2 separate regions of the Homo sapiens genome follow, and region 2 is linked to region 1. Evidence: chromatin loops called from intact Hi-C (ENCODE). Cell type or tissue: prostate gland. All regions are shown on one strand.

Evidence for each region. A loop is a pair of places that touch in the nucleus more often than their neighbours do. Peaks named below come from ENCODE experiments on the same cell type or tissue, not always from the same donor. Only the 100,000 strongest peaks of a DNase experiment are listed, where the experiment ranks them.
Region 2: a loop joins it to region 1, with 4 times the contacts of the local background. A loop is called at or near these places in 8 of 110 quality-filtered maps.

Annotation. Positions count from the first base shown.
Region 1 is chr1:59,592,839-59,597,838 of GRCh38, forward strand. The region is part of intron 8 of FGGY (FGGY carbohydrate kinase domain containing); the gene reads left to right. Among named protein-coding and RNA genes, the nearest start is that of MIR4711, 140 kb to the right of the region's middle. In prostate gland, a CTCF peak has its summit at 3,118; DNase peaks (open chromatin) are centred at 3,173, 3,883 and 4,315; H3K27ac peaks cover 4,136 bases.
Region 2 is chr1:59,671,732-59,676,731 of GRCh38, forward strand. FGGY (FGGY carbohydrate kinase domain containing) reads left to right here. Exons shown (of 16, transcript NM_018291.5): 14 at 2,308-2,402. Among named protein-coding and RNA genes, the nearest start is that of MIR4711, 59 kb to the right of the region's middle. RefSeq lists an enhancer at 1,782-2,309. In prostate gland, no CTCF peak of the experiment used is centred here; DNase peaks (open chromatin) are centred at 2,250 and 3,020; H3K27ac peaks cover 4,368 bases.

The DNA of each region.
Region 1 (5,000 bases):
GACGAGTTAATGGGTGTAGCACACCAGCATGGCACATGTATACATATATAACTAACCGGCACATTGTGCACATGTACCCTAGAACTTCAACTATAGTAATAATAAAATAAGAAAAAGTAAAAATAAAAAAATAAAAGAGAAATGCATTTGAGGCAAAGCCTCTTTTCCTCTGTGTAGAACTGATGATGGGGTAAAATAGAAGAAACCACACATATACACCCTGATGCTGATCTAGAGCCCAGTAGCTCCAGAGAGCTAGGGAAGGCCCCACTCTGTGTGGGACATTTATGTGGCCTGTGACCACAAGAACCGTCAGCAGCAGAACAGGTGATGAGCATTTGTTGAGTGAATCAAAACAGAAATGAACCACTGTGCAGGTTCAGCTGGGTTCCCCTGAATGCATCCTTGAGAGGGTCCTCAGTGTGTTTGTGGACATCTAGTTACAAGGCAATCAACATATAAATGGGGATCATCTTCCCATCGCCTTCAAGAAAAACAGAATTCTATTTCTGCATGTCATGAAGGGTTCTTTAGGATCTGACACATACCTGCCCTTCCACTCAGAGGTCTGACATTTTATTTTCACATCTGCTCCGTGGCTGCCTGTCTTTGGGCAAGTTACATGACCCTGCTAATCCTCAGTTCCCTCATCTTTAAAATGGGGATAAAGATACCTATCTCACCGGCTTGTGATAATTATAAAATGAGAAAGTGCAAATAAATCCACTGTCTTTTCATCACACATATGCCAATCCAGCATTTGTGATTTTTAAAAATTCTTACTGTATAGTTTACCTTTCAGCCAAACCATGCCTTCTTCAAGCTGATATTATACTAAGAACTTTTATCTTTATTGAGGTGCTTATCAGAATATCTTGCCATTCTTGCATTAACTGTTAGATATCCCAACTGCATGGGAAACAAGGACAAGCACAGTATCTTTTTCATCTCTCTTTTTCACAGGACCTGACACATAGAAGGTGCTCAGCTGAATGTTTGCCGAAGGGTCATGTGAAGTGTCTCTGTTCTGGAGAATCTTGATTCCCAAGAGCCCCAGATAATTCCTGGCCCCTACTCTCCTATCCCATATTAGGCAGCTACTCTGTGTCAGAAACTAAGCCAGGGGCTCTGCACAAAAGGCTGTAGTTCATAGCTCTGCAACCCTGGGGGGCAGCTATTATATAAACTTCTTACAACAATTAACACAAATCCCTCAAGTGTAAACATCTGATGTCTCTTTACCTTCAACCCACTAGGGACACAAATTGAGAACCCAGCAACCCTCATCTGGCATGGAAAACTTAAGACCTGGATTTCTTCCACCTGCACCTGCTGCGTTTGTAGCCATCCCCTCCCCTCTTCCAGCACCTTTGTTGTTTGTATCTTACCAGGATTAACCATACTAGTCTGGACTCTGAACTCAGAAACATGTAGATTAAACATTTCCTAGCTTAAAAAAATAGAGTGCAGAAAGTTAAATAGTTAGCTCTCACATGTTGATTATTTACTATGTGAAGGCAGTATGTAGGGTTTGTCTAACATTGCCTCCAATTTTCCCAAATATCCGGTAAGGTGAATATTCTTGTCTGTCTTTTACACGGGAAGAAGCCAAGATTCAAGAGGGCCTCATAACTTGCTGCATGGATCTGTGATTCCTGACCTGGGTACACCCCAACACTGCTTCTTCCTGGCACCAGGCACCCAAGGAATCAGTTCCACTAGCCCCCACGCCTCAGCAACCAGCACTAGGCATGGAGGGGTGCTTCCTCCCACCAAGGCTGAGTGCTCAGTCACACCCTATGAGAGCAAGCCAATGAAATGGAAAAATAGCTCTTACTCCTGACTCTGACATCTGCCCTGCAGGTGAGAGCCAAATTCTCAAATTGCCAGGCCAATGGCAAATAAGCCCACACTATGCACAGAGGGTATCAACACAAAGAGGGTTCTGTGGGAATTCACACATCCTGGAAGCCAGGCTGACCCTGGTAGACAGTTTCATTTTATCTTGTCTCAGCCACATGATGAGTGGAGAGAGAGAAGGAAAGTGCACAGATCTCCAGAAATGGGGTTTGGGTTCACTCTTGAGAATACCCCTGGGCAGTACTCTGACCCTTGGGCCCCTCTCTGTAAACACACAAGAACAGCTAAAATGTCTGGAAAGGGGAAGGGCTGGTTCCACTGATGCCCCTGCATTCATTGAGTTTCCTGCTTCCCAAGTAGCTGAGAGGCAGCTGGATATAAAAGGAACAGGCTTTGGAGTCAGACCCAGATCAAATCCCCATTCTGCTACTTGGTACCTGTAGGACAATGAGCAAGGCTTTGACCTTCTGTGAGCCATGGTTTATCTGTAAACTAAAGGAAATGGTAGATTATCATGAAAATTATAGATAAGAATATGAAACAGCACATAGTAGCTGCTTGGCAAATGTTAGTTGCCTTCCCTCCCTTTTCCCCCACTGCATTCATTTGTAATGCCTTTTTTTAAAAAAAAATGACAGTAAGAGCAATTATAATTGGCACAGGTTGCTTTATGAGCTAAATATGTTACAGATCAATAATACACAATCTCTGGCCTGGCGCGGTGGCTCATGCCTGTAATCCCAGCACTTTAGGAGACCAAGGTGGGCAGATCACAAGGTCAGGAGTTCGAGACCAGCCTAGCCAATATGGCGAAACCCCATCTCTACTGAAAATACAAAAAATTAGCCGGGCTTGGTGGTGAGCAACTGCAGTCCCAGCTACTCGAGAGACTGAGGCAGAAGAATCCTTTGAACCCAGGAGGCAGAAGTTGCAGTGAGCCGAGATCGCGCCATTGCACTCCAGCCTGGGTGACAGAGTGAGACTCCATCTCAAAAAAATAATAATAAAAAATAAATAAAAACCACAATCTCTATTTAAGCCACTCTCACAGGACTGACTGTACCCTATATCATGTCATATATTTGACAGACAGTTGCTTTTCTTCCTTTTATTCTTCTAAAGAAGTCCAGATGAGCCCCAGATACAGGTTCATACCCTAGATAGCCTATTCCAAGGGTTAAAATCAGGCCTGCTTCACATCGAAGGCATTTTGTTATGATCTGTTCATAACAAAAGCTGCCTCCTGGCTGTTGCCTGCAGCTGAATACTGTTACTCTGAAGCCATCATTTCATTTGTTTCTGATTGTTCTGCAGTGTTTACATACCTTACATATTAGCGTGATCTTTTATAGAGTACAGGCAGAGGTTAAGCCCTCCCGGATCCACTTTCCCTCTGAGGGCTCTTTCTTCTTTTTTACTGTCCCTTGCCTCTGTGTTACAAACCATTTCTCTTTTATAGAAATTCATTTAAATAGAAAAACAATTTTTAAGTGTTTTCTTTTTTTTTTAACATGAGGCTCACTTAACATTTTTAGAAAATGTTGAATATGGAGAAGAGGGAAAAGATACCACCAAAATGTGTGATTTTTTTTTTCTTTTTTCCTGACATAGGAAAATCCCATTACCTCTCTTGAATTTACCAAGGGACATATTCCATTTAGGGCATAGAAGGACCTGGGCTGCCTCCAGACCTAATGTGGAAGAAGGTGCTGTCTGCCTGCTATTTCCTTGCTTCTCCTTATTTCAATCTTTTTTTTTTCTCCAAAAAAAAAAAAAAGTGACTTAGGAAGGATATGGACTTGTGAGTCAGATTTGGGTCTAAGTCTTGGTTCTGCCCTATGTGTAATCCCAGGAAGGAACTTGAGTTGATTTTCTGAAGCTCAGTTTCCTTTTCCATTAAAACTGGGAGTGACTCAGGCTTGCCTAGTATCTTAGCTGGAAGAATGTGTGTGAAACTGGCCCACCTTTCACAGATAGGTCACCCTGCTGATTGCAGTGGCTTCCAGGCACCCAGGCCTGGGAAAGATTCACAGGCCTAGTCCAGACCTGGCAGGAAAGAGGCTGTGAGCAGTTCTGCCTGCCGCAGATGTGCTGGCACATGTACCGCCGTGTGCTGCCCCAGGTAACATATCAGGCAGCTAGGGAATGTAGGCTTTCAGACCCTCTCTCTTCAGTTCTCTTCTGCTGACTTCCTCCCATCCAGCCATCATACTTTCTTAATCCTCTCATCAATCCCCTTTGTTATAGAGAAGATGGAAGGGTTAAATTCCTTCACCCTCATCACTTCCACTGATATTTGATAAACACCTCTCAGTTCATAATACTTTTGCACTCAAGCAGGGGAGCTACCCAGGTGTCTATGGAAAGTTTTGAATTCTTTTTGCCTATTCAGTTTAGTCTTCTCATTTTCTATCTGGCCAGAAATGGAGAAAGTGTTTTGAAGGTCAGGATTCTTCAGGTCTAGACTTGTAGGGATGTATCCTGAATTCCTCTGAGCTAAGCCTGAGAAGCACAAGTGGGTTCTATTGGGAAACACTTCCAAAAGGCAATGATTGATGCTTATGCACAGAAATTCTGACTTTTAGTAAAAGATGCTTGGATATAAATCAAGCAGGACTCTCCTTGCCTTTATACAATATGCGGTAAACAGGGTAAATCCTCAATTTTACTTATGCCCACTGACAGATCTTACAAGTAGAAATTAACCCATCTGAGTGATCGTGTTGATTCTTTCTCCCTCTTCTCTAGAGCCATTATAACCTCTGTACCCTACTTCAGAATTCTAATCAAGATAGTGTCAAGTCTTTTAAAAAAAAGTTAAACCCCCACATGAGCTCCAATCCATAAATAAGAAACTCACCCTGGCTTGTATGGAGGTGATGATATTAACACAGGCTACATTTCTCTGGGTCACTGAATGTACCCGGCACTGTACCAAGGCCAGTAATAGACTGTGCCACATTTAATCTTTACAGATCTGTAAGAGAGGTCTTATTTGTCCCATTTTTCAGATGAACACCCCAAAGACCAAGGTCACACAGCAGAGACTCTCGGCTGGAGACTGCCCTCAGGCATCCTTTTAACGGAACTCTAAAGTCTGCAGGAGGGAGCCATTTTTCCTACCAGCCAGTTTAGAATCA
Region 2 (5,000 bases), 79 kb after region 1:
AGCAACTCTATGAGATAGGCGGAATTTTAACCCCATTTTTCAGATGAGAAAGCTGAGGCACGGAAAGATTAGGTATCTTGCCTAGGATCACACAGCTAAGTCAGTGGGGAAGCCAGGATTCAAACCCTGGCAGTCTGGGTTCAGAGCACTTTGGGCAGCAACTTGAGAGCTGATAGGGGATTCACCAGGTTCACTCACATCTCTGGTTCGCAAGGGGAGGGGCCTGTGAGTAGTTCCTCCCTGCTCACAACTCAGGGAGCTTTTGGCAGGGTAGGAAGGCCCGGGAAGTGAATGGTGTTTGGAGGCACTGTCTTCAAAAACGTCCCAGGTCCATAGAGAAGGCTTGATGGTCATAGTCGCACACCCATCTGTATCATTCCTAGGATTCTTCAACGGCTTGCAGTGCTCTCTCCTGCTGGTGTCAGCACAGCCCTGTAGTGTGGCCTGGCATCTGTCCTTCCCCTCTGGATGGTTGATGGGAACCTTTATTGTCCCTTCCCCACTTATCCAGTTTTTAGTCCAGGTCTAGTACATGCATAGAGGCTTCACTTGCCATCTACCTGAATTCTAACAGTAGCAGCCATCATTTCTCCAGGGCTTACTGTAGGCCAGGAAATATGCTAAGCACCAAGTGTGTGCCCTCTCATTAAGCCTCACAACACACCTGTGTGGTACATCTTATCATCATCCCCATTTTACATTTGGGATGATCCCCATTTGCATTTGGGAACCAAGGCTTAAAGAGTGTAAGTGACTTACTGGACACAGAGCTAGTGGAACCAGGAAATAAACTCAGGTCTGAGCTTCTCCCAGCATTCCCACCCCACCTGACACCATGTTGGCAATGTCTTAAGTCCTGGCCCAGTTGAGAGCTGGTATTCCTAAATTCTCTGGGGTGTCTGTGGGAATTTACTCCCCTGCCCTTTTTCTCTGGGTAGCTGGAGGAAAGAATTGAGTGGGGAAGTAATGGGATGTAGAGAGAGTGTCTTCTCAGACAAGATAGGAAAAGAAATCTAGGCTTTGGGAAAATAACTCTTATGGCTTGAGTAGAAGACAGTTTTTACACCACAAGTTTACCTCTGTAAAGTTTGCTGCCATCTCCCGATTAGCAGACTAATCTATACATTATAGACCTAAGAATCCTAAATTATTTCTGTTAATCTTAAACCTACCATGAACCCTCAACCTCTGGGCATTGGCATATGGAGGGCTCCTCCCTGCCTGGTGGACTCCTGCTCACCCTTCAGATGCCTGTTTAAGCCTCATCTCCACCGTAATCTGTGATGACCGCTACCCCAGAAATGTAAGTGACTCATCATTCAGTCACTTACCATGTGCTAGATACTGGTCTAAATGCCAGGGATTCCGCAGTAGTCAAAACAGAGTCCCTACCCTCAAGTAGCTTAAGTTTTTGGAGGGGAGACAGACATTAAACAAGATAAGTAAGTAAAATACAATGTTGGAAGGTGGGATGAAGCAGTTAAGGGGGTAAGGAGTGTTGAGGGAAGTTGTAATTTTAAATCTGATGGCCAGGGAAAGCTCAGTAGGAAGGTGATGTTTGCGGAAACACTTGAAGGATGGGCCGGCAATTAGCATGTGGGCATCTAGGAGGAAGTGTTCCAGACAGGGAACAGCATGGGTAAGGGCCCCGAGGCACACTCAGGAAGCAGCAAGGAGGCCAGGACTACGTGGCTGGAAGGAGAAGAGGAGGATATCAGAGAGGGAGAAGTGGGGCCAGATCTGGGAGGGAGAGCCCCTTGTCAGCCACTGTAAGGGCTGTGGCATGCACCCTGAGAGAGGGGAGAAGCCCCTGGAGGGATGAATCACACCCTCTCTTGCTATCTCCTTTCCCTTAGCACATCTCAGTTAGAGAACCAACCCCCTCCGTAGCCTTCATCTCTCTCATCCATTTCCCTCTGAAACCTGAATAGCAGGGCACAGTCCGATTCATCTCAGTATTCCCTCGGCCAGCAGAGCGCTTAATAAACATCAGTGGATCTGAACTTGAATCAAATGGCAGGTAGCAGCTTGCAGAAGCCTGAAAAACCTGGGCACTGAGGTCTCGTGAGTTGATATATATGGTGTTGGTTCCCTTGGGCTCTTGGCTACTGCACCAGCAGGCACAGGCAGTGAAATCTTTTAGAACCAAATAATCCCAAGGAATAAAGAAGGGAGGACTGCAGGGAGTCGGGCGGGGGGCCTGCTGCTGCCCTGATGTCAGGTGTTTTTGCCACTGCGGCTGCTTGTTGGCTCCTCACACTCCCCTGGCTCTGCTCCCTAACCAAGGTGTGGCCTTGTCCTGCGCAGGCATGCCTGTGGTCCTGTCGCAAGAGGTGGAGTCCGTTCTTGTGGGTGCTGCTGTTCTGGGTGCCTGTGCCTCAGGGGATTTCGCTTCTGTACAGGTATGTGAAGACCAGGGGGTGGGCTGTGGCTCCTCCCCTGTCTGAGGCCATCCTTCCTCTTGACAGCAGCTCGCATTTTACAAAATACACACAGGATATAATTAAGAAATGATAGGTTCCAGCCAGGGAAAGCACAAACACTTCTAGCCTCAGACATATTTATTGCAGTTTTCATTTGACTTGGCCTCGGTTCGTGTTGGTCGTTCTGTTTTTCAGTTGTTTTTTTTCTTTCTTCTTTAAAATACCTTTTAAATTATTCCTTTTAAATTTCCCCTTGACCACTTTTCTTTGAGCACATGAAACAGGTAAGGCTCAAAACTTCAGTGTTTCATGTGTATTTCAGATTTTTATTTGCTTATGTCAACCTCACCATTTTCTAAATACCTTGAAGGCCTCTATCAACAAGAGACACAAATGAAACTGTCAGTATGAAATAAAAAAGGAATTAAAAGGGAAAATAAGGAACAAAGATATAGGAAGAAGGAAACAATTTGGTGGCTGTGATTAAACACATAATTTGGCTCAGAGCTTCCTGGCAGGCAAGACAAAAAAGAACACATGATAAATTGCATAATTCTTACTTTCAAAAAGAGGAAACATACTAGTTTCTGGTGAGAGGGAAAACTTTTCCTCCCACCAAATTGCGAAAGACCTTGCACACATGGGGCTTTGTGGAGAGGTTTTGAGTGCTAAAATAATACAAGGTAAACAATGAATGTGGTATGGAAGCTAAGAGCATACAGGCTCTGGCATTAGACCACCTGGGCTCAAATCCTAGCTTGATTACCTACCAGCTCTTGTGGCCTAAACAGTCTTCTCTGTACTTCCACTCCTTTATCTGTAATAGTAATTGACAGCGCATCGTGAGTTCTGTGTGTCAAGCATGCTCATTTAGTCCCTGCAATAGCTCTATTATCCCCATTTTATAGTTGAGGAACCTGAGGCATAAAGAAGTTAAATAACTTGGCCTAAATGAAACAGCTAGTAAATGCCAGAATCAAGAAGTCTGGCTCCCACTTCTCAACTGAACGTTCAAGAGATATTTGTTCAGCAAAGCAGCAGAGTCCAAATGACTTGCCCATGGTCTCAAGCTTAGGACTACAAGCCAGGTATCTAGTAGCTCAGTAATTAGAGCTTTGTTTATTGTGAACCTCTTATGTTCCAGACACTATGCTAGGTGCTTTTTGTATAATCTTCCTAATACCTATAACAATGCTTCATGAGCCACAGAGATTGGGCCATAGAGATCCAAAATTTAAGGGTACACTATTGGGAACAGACAGATGTAAAAGTGTGATGCTGTTTGTACTGCATTTTGGAAAATGTGGTACACTACACACTATCCAAGCCTCTGAAACTAATGACTGTGAAATCTCCCTCACAAGGAATTAAATCCACTCATGAATTCTTGTGGATTCTGAGTGAGTCTTTAAACAAAGGTGGTATAGTTCAGTTCTCGACTTTTTCTGGATAGTCTCGTCCTTTCTCAAAAATAGCACATGGAGATATTTGTTGTTGAAATATCAATGAATTGTCAATTATTATTTTAGTGTATCAGCTGACGGAGATGTTCTCACAATTAAATATCTTGCCCTTCCTGCGGCAAATTATAATAGTTAAAACAGGGGGGATGCTTACTAAGGTTCTGCAGAGGTTACCCTGTGTTGTGAACTGAATATTTGTATTCCTGCAAAATTTGCCCTGACCCTCAATGTGATGGTATATGGAGGTGGGTCTTTGGGAGCTAATTAGGGTTAGATGAAATCATGAGGGCAGGAGCCTAGTCTGATGGGTTATGATGGTCTGATGGGCCCTTATACAAAGACACCAGAGAGCTGGCTTGTTCTCTCTGCCATGTGAGGACACAGCAAGAAGTCCATTTCTATAGGCCAAAAGAGGGCTCCCACGAGACCCTGACATTGCTGGCACCCTGATCTCAGACTTTGAGCCTCCAGAACTGTGAGAACATAGATTTCTGTTGTTTACCCAGTCTATGGCATTTTGTTATAGTAGCCTGAGATAAGACACCTCATTTAATCTTGACAGTCATCCTGCTTGCAGGATGCGTGTTTTTATCCTTCTGTGATAGGAAGCCAAGCTTCAGAGATGTTTTAAGTAATTTGTCCAAGGCTACACAGAAAGGGCAGAAGCAGAATTGAAATGAAGGTCTCTCTGGGTCTATATCTTATCCTGTCATTCTTTTTCTAATTTGTTCGATTTGTTTTTTCTTTAAAAATATTTTCTGGCTTCTTAAGTGTTCAGTGGTGTATTTTCTGAAAAGAAATGCCATAGGTCACAAATCAGGAGATAGTCTGTAGCTCAAACAGAGAATAGCCTTTCAAGATGAGGCTGCTATACTAGATACATCATACCATGACTCATGGCTTCATTGATATCTTATTCAAAACTGGGATCTCCAGCTCCAAAGGAATTCCACTCACATCTTCCCCTAATGGGAAACTGAGCTTAATTCCACACTGACATCTTGACTACATGAGATTTGCTGTTAGTCTTCTGTAACAGAATCTAAGATATAGTAGATCAGATTTGGAACTGATGACTTGAGTAGCAGCTGCAAGGCTCACAGCATTGTAAAGA